Regions from separate parts of the Mus musculus genome. Here all the other regions are linked to region 1. Evidence: chromatin contacts called from ENCODE POLR2A ChIA-PET data. All regions are on one chromosome and are shown on one strand. Each heading gives the region's core, a stretch centred on a gene start or an enhancer-like site at or near the end of the contact. The rest is flanking DNA. Distances are from core to core; before and after follow the strand shown.

Region 1 (3,398 bases), core at 636-3,135:
CCTAGGTTTGATTCCCAGGACCCAGGTGGTGGATCACAACCATCTGTCACTAGTTCCAGAAGCTCTGATGTCCTCTTCTGGCCACCTAGGGCACTGGGCACACACTGGCACAGACGTGCATGCAGGCAAAACACTCATACACATAGAACAAAGATAAATAAAGTCTAAAACTAAAAAAAAATTAAAAGATCCCGCTTAGTGTTCTGGTCCGGCACATGCAATAATGAAACAAACATGTTTCCTCAAGGAACATAGACATTATTTAATATAAAAAGAGAAAAAATGGCTGGCTCAAATCCTAACAGTCTAATTCCACATTAAAAAGAAGATAGAAGTGATTTATTGCTTTAATATATTCACGTCCATGCTGCACCTACACTGACAGCCCAACATTCACAATGCATACACAAATAAGCACTGTAGTAAACAGCAGGTATAAACTACACACACTCTGAATAAGGAAACTGAATAAGCACTGACAGTACCCATACACACATCAATTGATACAACCGAGGGATGTGGACCAGGTATGAAAAAAGTGACTTGAGCAACAGTCTGGATTTTGCCAACTTACCAATTTATAGCCACACACCCCCCAACAGGTAAAGTTTACACACAGAACTCAGCCAAGGCCAGCCTGTCTTTGTTTCCCTAGCTTCTGCTTTTACACAAGAGCTTGGCTATGAGACAGAAAACTCCCACTCTTGATTGGCTCACCCTGGCCTGTGCAATTAAGCAACACCACGATCCAGTAAATGCAATGGCTCAATTATTTATCGTCTCGTCGAGTTTACCAGGTGTTTATGAGAGAACAATGTCAAAGAGGAAAGAGGTTTGTTGCTCTTTAGAGCTGGTTTGGCCAGGGATTTATTTTGAATTGGGAAAAAAAAAAGTGTTCTTAACAAGGTGGGGGAAATCATAGCTTAACACAGAAAGAGATGGGAGAGAATTTAGAAAGGATACAAGTTTGTCAATTTTCTATAGGAAATCTGATTCTTAAGAAAAAAATCTAGCCAGTCCCAGAGGCTGGGGGGGGGGGGGGAGGGGGAGGGGGAGGGGCGGAGAGGCAGGAGGAGAGACACAACAGTTCCCACCTCCTAAGTGGGTACAGCTGACTACAGAAGGAACGGGAGCAAGGCAAAGAAAGTGGCTAGGCAAGGAACGGCCAGGCCCAGCACAGGGGCAGGAAGGAGGCTCCTTCTAACGCCTCCACCCCAATGATCTCCACCTGAGTGGCAGTGGCTCTGGTGGCCCGAACGTCCCTAGCCTCCGGGAGCAGTCACAGGAGGGCCGCTTCTGTCAGTTCTGTTACCCTCAGCCTAGAATGTCCTCCCCCCCACGGTCCTACACCCCCCAGAACTCCCCACTCTCTCTCCGCATCTCCCCCTCGAAACTTACAGCGTCCCTTCCTTTCCCAGGCTGGTTCCTGTCATCCGGACGTCAGTGCCGCCGGGACGACCCTGTGTGTCTCCTCCTATCCTCCTGCCCCATGTAAGTGTCCATTCACAGCTCTAAGCACCCCCACAGCTGACGAACCGTGGGGTCCCCCATGCCGTCCCCCGTGCCGTCGGGGAGGTGGCCCCACCCTGCACCCCCTTCACCTGTCTCCGGGGCTGAGGCCCGACTGGCCGGCCTGCGCTGACTCCAGGCGCGAGCTGCTGGGCTCCCGAGGGCCGCCTGGCCTCTCCTAGCCGACGCGGTCAGGCGACACCGAGCGGGGTTGTACCTCAGCGATCCGGTTAGGGCTCGTTCCCTCCGCCGCGACGTCGGAACCCCAGGTTCCCCCTCCCTGTCTACACTGCAGCTCCGGAAACCGCTGAATTACAGCCCCTCCAGCCAATCCCCACCCAGCCGCCACTGGCCAAGACACGCCTCCATGCATAATTAAGGAATGGCCAGCTGGCTAGGCCACCCTGAGGCCTCCGGGCGAGCGCTGTACTTCCTAAGCCCCGCCCACTAACCAATGAAAAACGCCTCTAGGAGAGAAGGCGGGGTCGAGAGCTCTGGGCACACCTCCCTGAGTTGGCTGTTCTGAGAGCTTTGTGCTCCTCCCTCCGCGACCAAGGGACGCGCAGAGGCCTAGCTTACAAAAAAGCCCGGGGGGAGGGAGGAGACATTAGCGGAATGTCCTGCTGAAAACTCAGCTGAGTTCCTGGCAGTGCGTGACGTCAAGACACTTTAAATGCCCTGATACGGCTCGCTTCTGCCCGCTCTCCCTTTTCCCGGCCCTTGGCACCACGTGGGGGCGAGTTTGTGAGCTCCTTACCACGTGGGAATCAGCCACTTAGGCGGTCCCCAGGTGTCACCCCACTTAAGCATTTGGGTTTGTGGAGACATCAAAAAAGAACATGGGCAACTCCTGGCTGCTCTGAACTTCAGTTCTGCGTGATTATGGGCATACACCCGGAAATATGACGTGGAAATAGAGTAATTACTAGATTGCGTGGGGGAGAATAGTGGCTATAACCCGGTTCTCTGTTCCACCATTTCAAACCTGAATCTCAACAGCAAGGCTGATTGGTCAGCTCACAGAAATGCAGAGAGCCTATGCATGACAGCTGACACGAATACACAGTACTTGCCATTTCCACGTGTGTCTGAGTTCTTTTTTTTTTAAACTGTTATACTGGGTCTTGAAATTCTGAAAGATAGTTTTGACCAACTTGTTTCCATTAAAAGGTACTTATTTTAGGAGCTAGAGGGATGCCTAAGTTAAGGGGACTGCCAGGCTGATCCTGGTAAAAATTCAAGTTCAAGTTCCAGCATCCCACAAGATGGCTCTTAGCCATTTGTAACTCCACTCTGGGGTCTGGGGGGGGGGGGGGGATCTGAAGCCCTCCTCAGGCCTCTGCCCGCAGCAAAGACACACACCTTGTGCAGAAAAACGTGCAGACAAAATTAAATCACTTTTAATTAGGCACTTAATTTTAAGAACTGAAGCTAACACACACAGAGAGAAAGCCCATAAAATATTCTGATGATTTTAGGATTCATTGTTAACATTAACTAGTCTTTCACCATTAAACTTAAATGTCCAATTGAGACAAACCAGTTCTTCCACACTTTCCCACTACTGCTTAACTAGAGTGGCAGGAGTTAGGAGTAACATCCATTTAGTCTTTTGGGGGGGGTCTTGACGCTCTTGAAATTATCTGACCTATTTCACGTCTTGTATGTTGGGAGTACAGATTTTACTGAGTTGGAATCAGCAGTTCATGGTACGTGTATATGCTTGGCTTTCTGTCATAGAGAATGAACTCTGCGTACTGCAGTGATTTGTATGTATATGTGATGGTAGGGACTTACAAGTACACCTATTGGTGTTTGTATTGCTGGTGATTAGCACAAAGAGAGATAAAGATAAAAATCTAAAATCTACAAGGGGCTGTTACCTCTCC
Region 2 (3,398 bases), core at 567-3,066, 89 kb before region 1:
CCAACAGAATTCCCCAGCTGAAAAGGCTCAAAATCAACTCAGTGTCCCCAAATGAAATGAGAGAAACATGAAATAAATAATCCATAAGTAAAATACATCCGACGGACACTGTAAACATCAAACAACAAAAACAAATGAACAATAGCATGACAATGGATAAGAGGCAAAGGCCCGTATCCTGACTGAATGATAATCAAATTATGTGAGATAATGCAGACTCAACAGCTGAAAGCTTATTAAGGCACCGGCAACTATCCAATAGATTTGGAAGCCCAAGATACAAGCAGATGATAAAAGCCACTGCTACAAGGCTACACAAAACCATCGGTCCAGTGACACCCTAGCCTTTTCAAGGGACATTCTCTGAGGATACTCTAACAACAACCTATAGAGTCTTACTGAGGCAAACATCTACTTCACTGCACAAGATGGGTCCTTGTGGGTGTGAGTCCATAAACTACTAAATATAAACACACTTGTGACCTGAGCTGGCAGCTAAGTCCATCTATCTGGGCCTCAGTTTTTACAATGAAAGAATGTAGTATAATCCCAGGGGTGGAGGCTTCCCAAATCGAAGATTCTATAAGCCAGTTTGCCACTATTAATTTAATACAAGTTCCGACCCACAGCGAGACAAGCACAAAAGTGGACATAGGTCCTTGAGGAAACGAATGGCCTCTTTTTGCCTTTAAAATCTTCTGGGTCTCATTAATCCCTGCTTTCTAAACGCTGCCGTTTGTTCTTCGCCTTTTCCATCACTGCTGGCTACAAGTGTTTGCAAACGCCTCCTGCTCCAGACAAGTCCCCCCCCCCGCCCCCTTCTGCTACCCCCCCCTTGATCACTCTGACCATCTTGCCAGATTCCTTTAGACTCAGACCAGCTTCTGTGATAAGACAGCTCTCCTTCCGACTCCCCATATCTACCCCCGACACCAGGATCACTTTTTTTTTAACTCTTTAACCTTGGCTAGGAAAAACAAGATAGAAAGAAAAGAAAGGAAAAGAAAAGAAGAGAAAATGAAAGAACAGCTTGCCCGCATCCCACCACCACACATTCAAGCCCAGGCCTGGCAGGTCCTGATGTGGGACCCCGCAGCCCAGAGCCTTATCAAAATGTTCATATTTGTTGTCTTGACTCCTTATAAGGCACTATTTCTTGAAGCTTTGCTGATACCCCCCACTCCACTGGGTACCTTCGGCTCATCGTTTTCCCCAGAGTCTCGGGCACCCCCCCCCCCCCGCTTTGGGGAGCACATTATAATAAGAGGAAAAACTGGGAGACAGCAGGGACTCTTCAGAAATGCAACAGGAAGGTGTGAGGCGGCCGACAGCAGTCCCCTCGCTCCCAGGGGATCGGCTCTGTCGGCGTCCCTCACACACCCATCGTGACACGCACGCGCCAATACTTTTCACGGTATCCACGGCGCCCCCCTCCGTGGCCTCCGCGCGCCCCTCTCGTAGCCACCACCAGCGCCCCGGGCCCCTCTGCAGCCGCCCGGCGCGGCCCCCGCGGCCTCCCCACGGCCCCGGAGCGATGGCGGCGGCTCGGCCCTGCCCAGCTTCTAGACAGCAGGAGCACGGGGCCCCGCCCGGGCTCCCGGGCCCCCTGGCCCCGCGCAGGGCGCAGCTCCTACCTCGTTCTGCCCCACCAGAGCCAGCGGTCTCTCCGGTCCCGCACGCTCTCTCGCACGCCCGCTCGCTCCCTCCCCGTGCAGGACCTCCGCGCGTCGTCGCCCGCGCTCGGTCCCCGCCCGGGGTGACGGCTTGGGCCGCCGACTCTCCTCCCGCCGGGGCCCACGGGGGCGCGCGCCGCTCTCGCGCTCAGGCTCCGGGGACGCGCGCCCGCCCGTAACCCCGAGCGCGCCCCGCTTCCTGGTTCCTGCCCGCGCGCGCTCCCCAGCCCCAAGGTCCCTCCGCGCCCCTGCGCGACCGCCCTGCGGGGCCCCGGAACCCCCTGCGCGCAGTGGAGCGCGGGAGCGCGCTCGGCTGGGCCTGCGCCGCGCGCTCCCGCTGCAGGCCGAGCCCGCGCCCAGCCGCCCTGGACACCCCCTCGAGGCTCCGGGACCCCTAACACATGCTGTTTTGTTTGGGTGGGAGAGATCCCCGTTTAAGGGCACGAGCGGCGGTGGTCTTGGAGATTGGGACACCCCCTCCGCGGCCCGCCCACCGCCCTCCCGCCGGGAAACCAGGCCCGCGTCCTCTAGCTCTCAGGCCGAGGGCAGAAGTCCATAGTAGCCCCGATCAATAATTATCCCGAGCTTGCTCCCTGGAGGGAGGTTTAAACCAGGGCCCCTGTCGCACTACCCCGATGGGCACAGGCAGGACCGGGCCAACTGGATCAGTGGATTGCCCCTGGGTGAATCTATGGGGCATATGGGAGACGCCTTCCTCCCTGGGAATTTTTGCTGGTAACTAATCTTGGTTTTGGGAGTGACAGGTTTATCCAGGGCCGTCTGGGTTCTCTCCAGGGGTAGAGGGTCTCTACTACCCTTTCCCCAATGTTGGGGAGGGTTGCTGTATGTGTGAGAGAAAGCAACCTGAGTCACCCACTCTCCCGCGCTCCATCTCCCCAAGCTGGCCAGTGGTTTCCCTGGCAACCCTCCAAGGGCCAACCCGGCCAGCCCGGAAGCAAGGCACATCAGTGGTACAGAAGCCACAGCTGTAGAAACCTCAGCTGCAGGGGCAAAAGAGGGAGGACCCCTTCCCAGCACAAACACACGGAACGTCTATTCTCTACAGTCACCTACAATTTGTCCCGCTGAAAATTTTCCTAGCCAGGCAGGATCGAGAGGCAAGCTCTTCTATGATTCTCTTCCCAGCAGCCTTCCCAGGCACAAAGGTTTGGGGGTGTTAACTGATCACAAAGCCCTTCTGCTCCTGCCCTACAGGCTGGGCCAACACCTGACACAGTGCTTGGCACAAAAAAGAGGGAGAGAGCGTGGGGGCTGGGCCAAGAAGCTGGATGGGATGGAAATCAGCAGCTCTGGGCTTCCCCTTCCCCACCTTTCCTCCCCCCACCCCCCCACCCCACAGCCAGCTTAGGACGAGTTAAAACTTCAGGGCACATTTCTCTGTTCAAGCTTCCATACCTGTAAGCTATCACCTCTCCCAGAAACACACTCCTGGCCTTTCTGTGTGATGCTCGCTCTAGGGCAGTGGTTCTCAACCTTCCTAACTCCGCAACCCTTTAATATAGTTCTTCATGTTATGGTGACTTCAACCATAAAATTATTTCCGTTGCTACTTCATACCTATAAAATTTGCTACTGCTGTTTATCATAATGTAAATAGCTGTGTTTTCTAATGGTCTTAGGTAACCACTGTGAAAGGGTCCCTAGATCCCCAAATGGGTCTCAACCTACAGGTTGCTCCTGCTCTAGGGCCCAGAGTCTAGGCAG
Region 3 (3,398 bases), core at 504-3,003, 70 kb after region 1:
CTAATACTGTCTCACAGTTGTAGACTTCAACAAATATATTACCCATGAGGTATCATCTAACAGACAGAAATGCCCTCTCTGACCATAAAGAAAGGTGGAGGATAGAAAAATAGACATGAATCCCAAACCATAGACATTTGAAATTAGTGAGAGGCAAGATGGCCAAGATTAGAGCACGGAAAGAAAATAGATGAACACTGGGGAAAGATGTCTAGCAGGAGATGAAAGGAAGAAGAAGAAGAAGAAGAAGAAGAAGAAGAAGAAGAAGAAGAAGAAGAAGAAGAAGAAGAAGAAGAAGAAAGTCTTAGCTTAACAGGTTAAAGTATTTCAGACAAGCCTGATGCCCAAGTTCAATTCCTGGGTAACTCGGGGTTAAAGAGAACCAACTCCCACTAAGTTGTTCTCTGACCTCCATAATAACTATTATTATTATTATTATTATTATTATTATTGGACCTCTAAGAGGATGTACTTTCAGGGAAACCACGGCGTGGGGTGTAGAAACAACTCAAGTGAACTATAGTCCGGGATAGGCTTTCTTACAGGTAGTGTATGAAACACTTGTTTGCGGTTAGGAAGCAGCTGACTCTGAGGTTAGCTTTTTTTTTCTAAGTCTACGAGGAAGGAAGTGACAGTCATTGTGAAATACTTGGCAGGATTTCAATTGTGGGTCCCTGCCTGTAGAAGGAGCTTCAGAATGTGAAAACCGTAAAGCCTAGGTCTCAGAAATGCTGCTTCTCGAGAGAATTGTAATGAAGCAATACCTTCAATTACCATGTGCAGTAGAAAAATTCAAATAAAATGTTCACTGTGTCCATCATTTTGTTCGGGCTCACAAAACACGTTTTGTAATACTTCTGCCAAGCAGATAAAAATTATCAGTACAAGTTGCTTTTTTTTTTTTTTTTAAATCCGAAATACCTCCTTCACTACACTTGAATCTCAATGAGTTCCGCCACCCACAGAGACTGACTGACCAGTTCTCCAAGTTCCTCCTGATGTTTCTGCTGACTCCCTACTCTTCTTTAATTGGGGGGAAAGGACTCTATCAATATTTAGAAAAGGAGCTTTAAAAAAAAAAGGTAGGTATTATTTTGCATTCAAAAGATATATGAGGAACTGAAAACTCCTACGTGGTCAGATGGGTTCACAGAAACCTAGTAAGCAAGATAAAAATAATTACTTTGTCAACATGTGGTCTTCCGGGGATTTTTTTTTTTTTTCCAATTTGGATAAGTGTAAATCCTAGGTAGCTGCTGGAAGAATGAATCCGATACTTTGTAAGTGGACGAGATCCTATGTCTCTAATATAGGACTTATCTTAAGTCGCTCTCCAGTCTGGGGCTCAAATATTTTCAGAGGTCTAAGAACGACATAGGATGCGTATACGTAAAGAAGACTAGCTTTGAGGCTCCCTTCAAGCTCTCAGATCATTCTATAATGTGCCCATTTCTTTCATGCTGCTTTCTCCAAGAAAAAGTTGTGAATTGGTTCTCTGGAAAGTAGAGATGGCAGGTAACCTTGCTCCGAGGATAATAGAGAGAAAGGATTCTGATGGGCTCAAAAGGCAAACACTTCAAAAGTCACACGCCCAGCCCAGATGACTTCCAAACTGGGATAGAAATCACAACGCCGGAACAAAGATGGCGACTGCACACCAGGACTCGCCCGAGCCCCATAGACTCTGCACTGCGGCAGCAGGGGAGAGGCAGCATCCTATTGGTCAACTGAGATGAAATCATCTCGGGGGCGGGACTCGACGGTGGCGTGGGGGCGGAGCCTTGCTTGCGTACGCTGGTCGGCGACTCTGCTCAGCCTGAGCCGGGGTCGCTTTGCTGCGGCGGCTGCGGTCGCGGCGGCGGCGGAGCCGGCGAGAGGTGAGCTGGGGTTGTAGAAAGAGCGCTTCCCCGAGTGGCTTTCGAGGGGACGTGGAGCGCACTCGGATACCTCGGATGCTTGTCAGAAGAATTAGCCAGGATCTTAGGTCTCTGAGAAAAATATGGGGGGCTCATCTCCCTCTTCGGACACCCTTCCTGTGGGCAGAGGAACTGGAGGGCCACTGCTCAGGAATGACCCGGGAGAGGAGGAGGCGAAAGGACAGAAGAGATCGGATAGGCAGAGTGATCTGGGGGGATTTCTTAAAGGGTCTTACAATTTGGGGATTTCTTCCCTAACCAGGAGACAGGTTATGCCTGGTCCAGAAAATTTCTGCGCTCTCACTGTGCAGCTTAGAAACGAAGAGGTGAACGACAAATGCTCCCTGCTAGAAAGGGAGGATTGGAGAATCCGAGCGAGAGTCCTCCTGGGAGGACCTTGGGTTTGGATCACCCTTTTGCAGAATTACTTTCTTCGTACTTCATTTCGCGACCCCTGGAAACCGCTTTTCCAAATTCGTATTGTGTTTGGTTTCAGTGGGGGTAGAGATAGTCTTGGAGAGGCCTGTAATCATGAAGGAACAGGAGGAGGGCGGTAACTCACTGGAGGCTGTCAGCCCTGTCAGCCCTGTCAGCTATGCCTGTCAGACATGATTTCATTTATTTTGAGGTTGTGGCATCTATCCTCGTTCAAGGTGGAAAGGACTGGTTATAGCTTATGTGGGTGATTCATATTCTTAAGTCAACCCACATAATCTCTTGAGAAATGCTTGCTTTTAGTCGAGTGTGTTATTTTGCTCTCCTTGAACACCTAATGCCGAAAGGATTTGTTTTTCGGGTTCCTCAAAATGTCTTCCTGCCTTCCCGAAGGGCAAATCTTCTCGGAAACATCAGTCTTATCTATCGATTAACATGGAATTTGCATGACGTTACGACATTAAAAGTGATGCAGTGCATGATGATCTGTTGAGGATAGATACTGCAGATGCTGCTGTACCGAAGCTGAGCGGGGAGCTTATCGCGAATAAATAATTGCATTTTCAGTACCACTGATAGCGCCAGCTGCTGACCTGAACGGAAGCCTTCAGGCTCCTAGGAGAGACTTGACAGATAGAAGAAGGCAGTTGTCTTTGAGGATGGGGATGAGTCGCAGGAAGCTGCAGAGGTGGAAGGCTTTTCCTCCGGCTTGTTAAAAGTGCTTTGTCATTACCAACGTTTTCCTGTCATGCCTGAATTGAAATTAAGCTGTGTGGGCTCCTTTGTCTTTTTTTAAAATGATGTTAATATGTTGGAGTTCCTTAGAAGAGGAATACTGTTTTCCCAGGAGTTTGGAAGCTTGATCCTTTTAGCCATAGCTTTCAGATAGTGCTGGACATTTTAGATGTTGGAAGTGGGCATTGTCAGTGAGAGGGGAAGCAGTCACAGCTAGTCACATCTTTTATATAAGAGGGTAGTTAAAATCTCTTTTATTGTTTCCTGCTCACAAAAAACCCAAGAAACAAAATGAAATAACAAAGAAGAGGG

Evidence for each region. ChIA-PET counts read pairs that join two places held with the same protein, here RNA polymerase II (POLR2A).
Region 2: POLR2A ChIA-PET joins it to region 1 with 10 read pairs in Patski. The contact joins the promoter of Stat5b here to the promoter of Stat3 in region 1. POLR2A ChIA-PET finds 5 or more read pairs at or near these places in 4 of 5 experiments (Patski and embryonic stem cell).
Region 3: POLR2A ChIA-PET joins it to region 1 with 16 read pairs in Patski. The contact joins the promoter of Atp6v0a1 here to the promoter of Stat3 in region 1. POLR2A ChIA-PET finds 5 or more read pairs at or near these places in 3 of 5 experiments (Patski and embryonic stem cell).

Annotation. Positions count from the first base shown.
Region 1 is chr11:100,937,655-100,941,052 of GRCm38, forward strand. It overlaps Stat3 (signal transducer and activator of transcription 3), which reads right to left and starts at 1,886. Exons shown (of 24, transcript NM_213659.3): 1 at 1,602-1,886. Gm46295 (a long non-coding RNA gene) reads left to right here and starts at 684. Exons shown (of 2, transcript XR_001780333.2): 1 at 684-832; 2 at 1,419-2,588.
Region 2 is chr11:100,848,765-100,852,162 of GRCm38, forward strand. It overlaps Stat5b (signal transducer and activator of transcription 5B), which reads right to left and starts at 1,817. Exons shown (of 19, transcript NM_001113563.2): 1 at 1,635-1,817.
Region 3 is chr11:101,007,688-101,011,085 of GRCm38, forward strand. Atp6v0a1 (ATPase, H+ transporting, lysosomal V0 subunit A1) reads left to right here and starts at 1,754. Exons shown (of 22, transcript NM_016920.4): 1 at 1,754-1,877.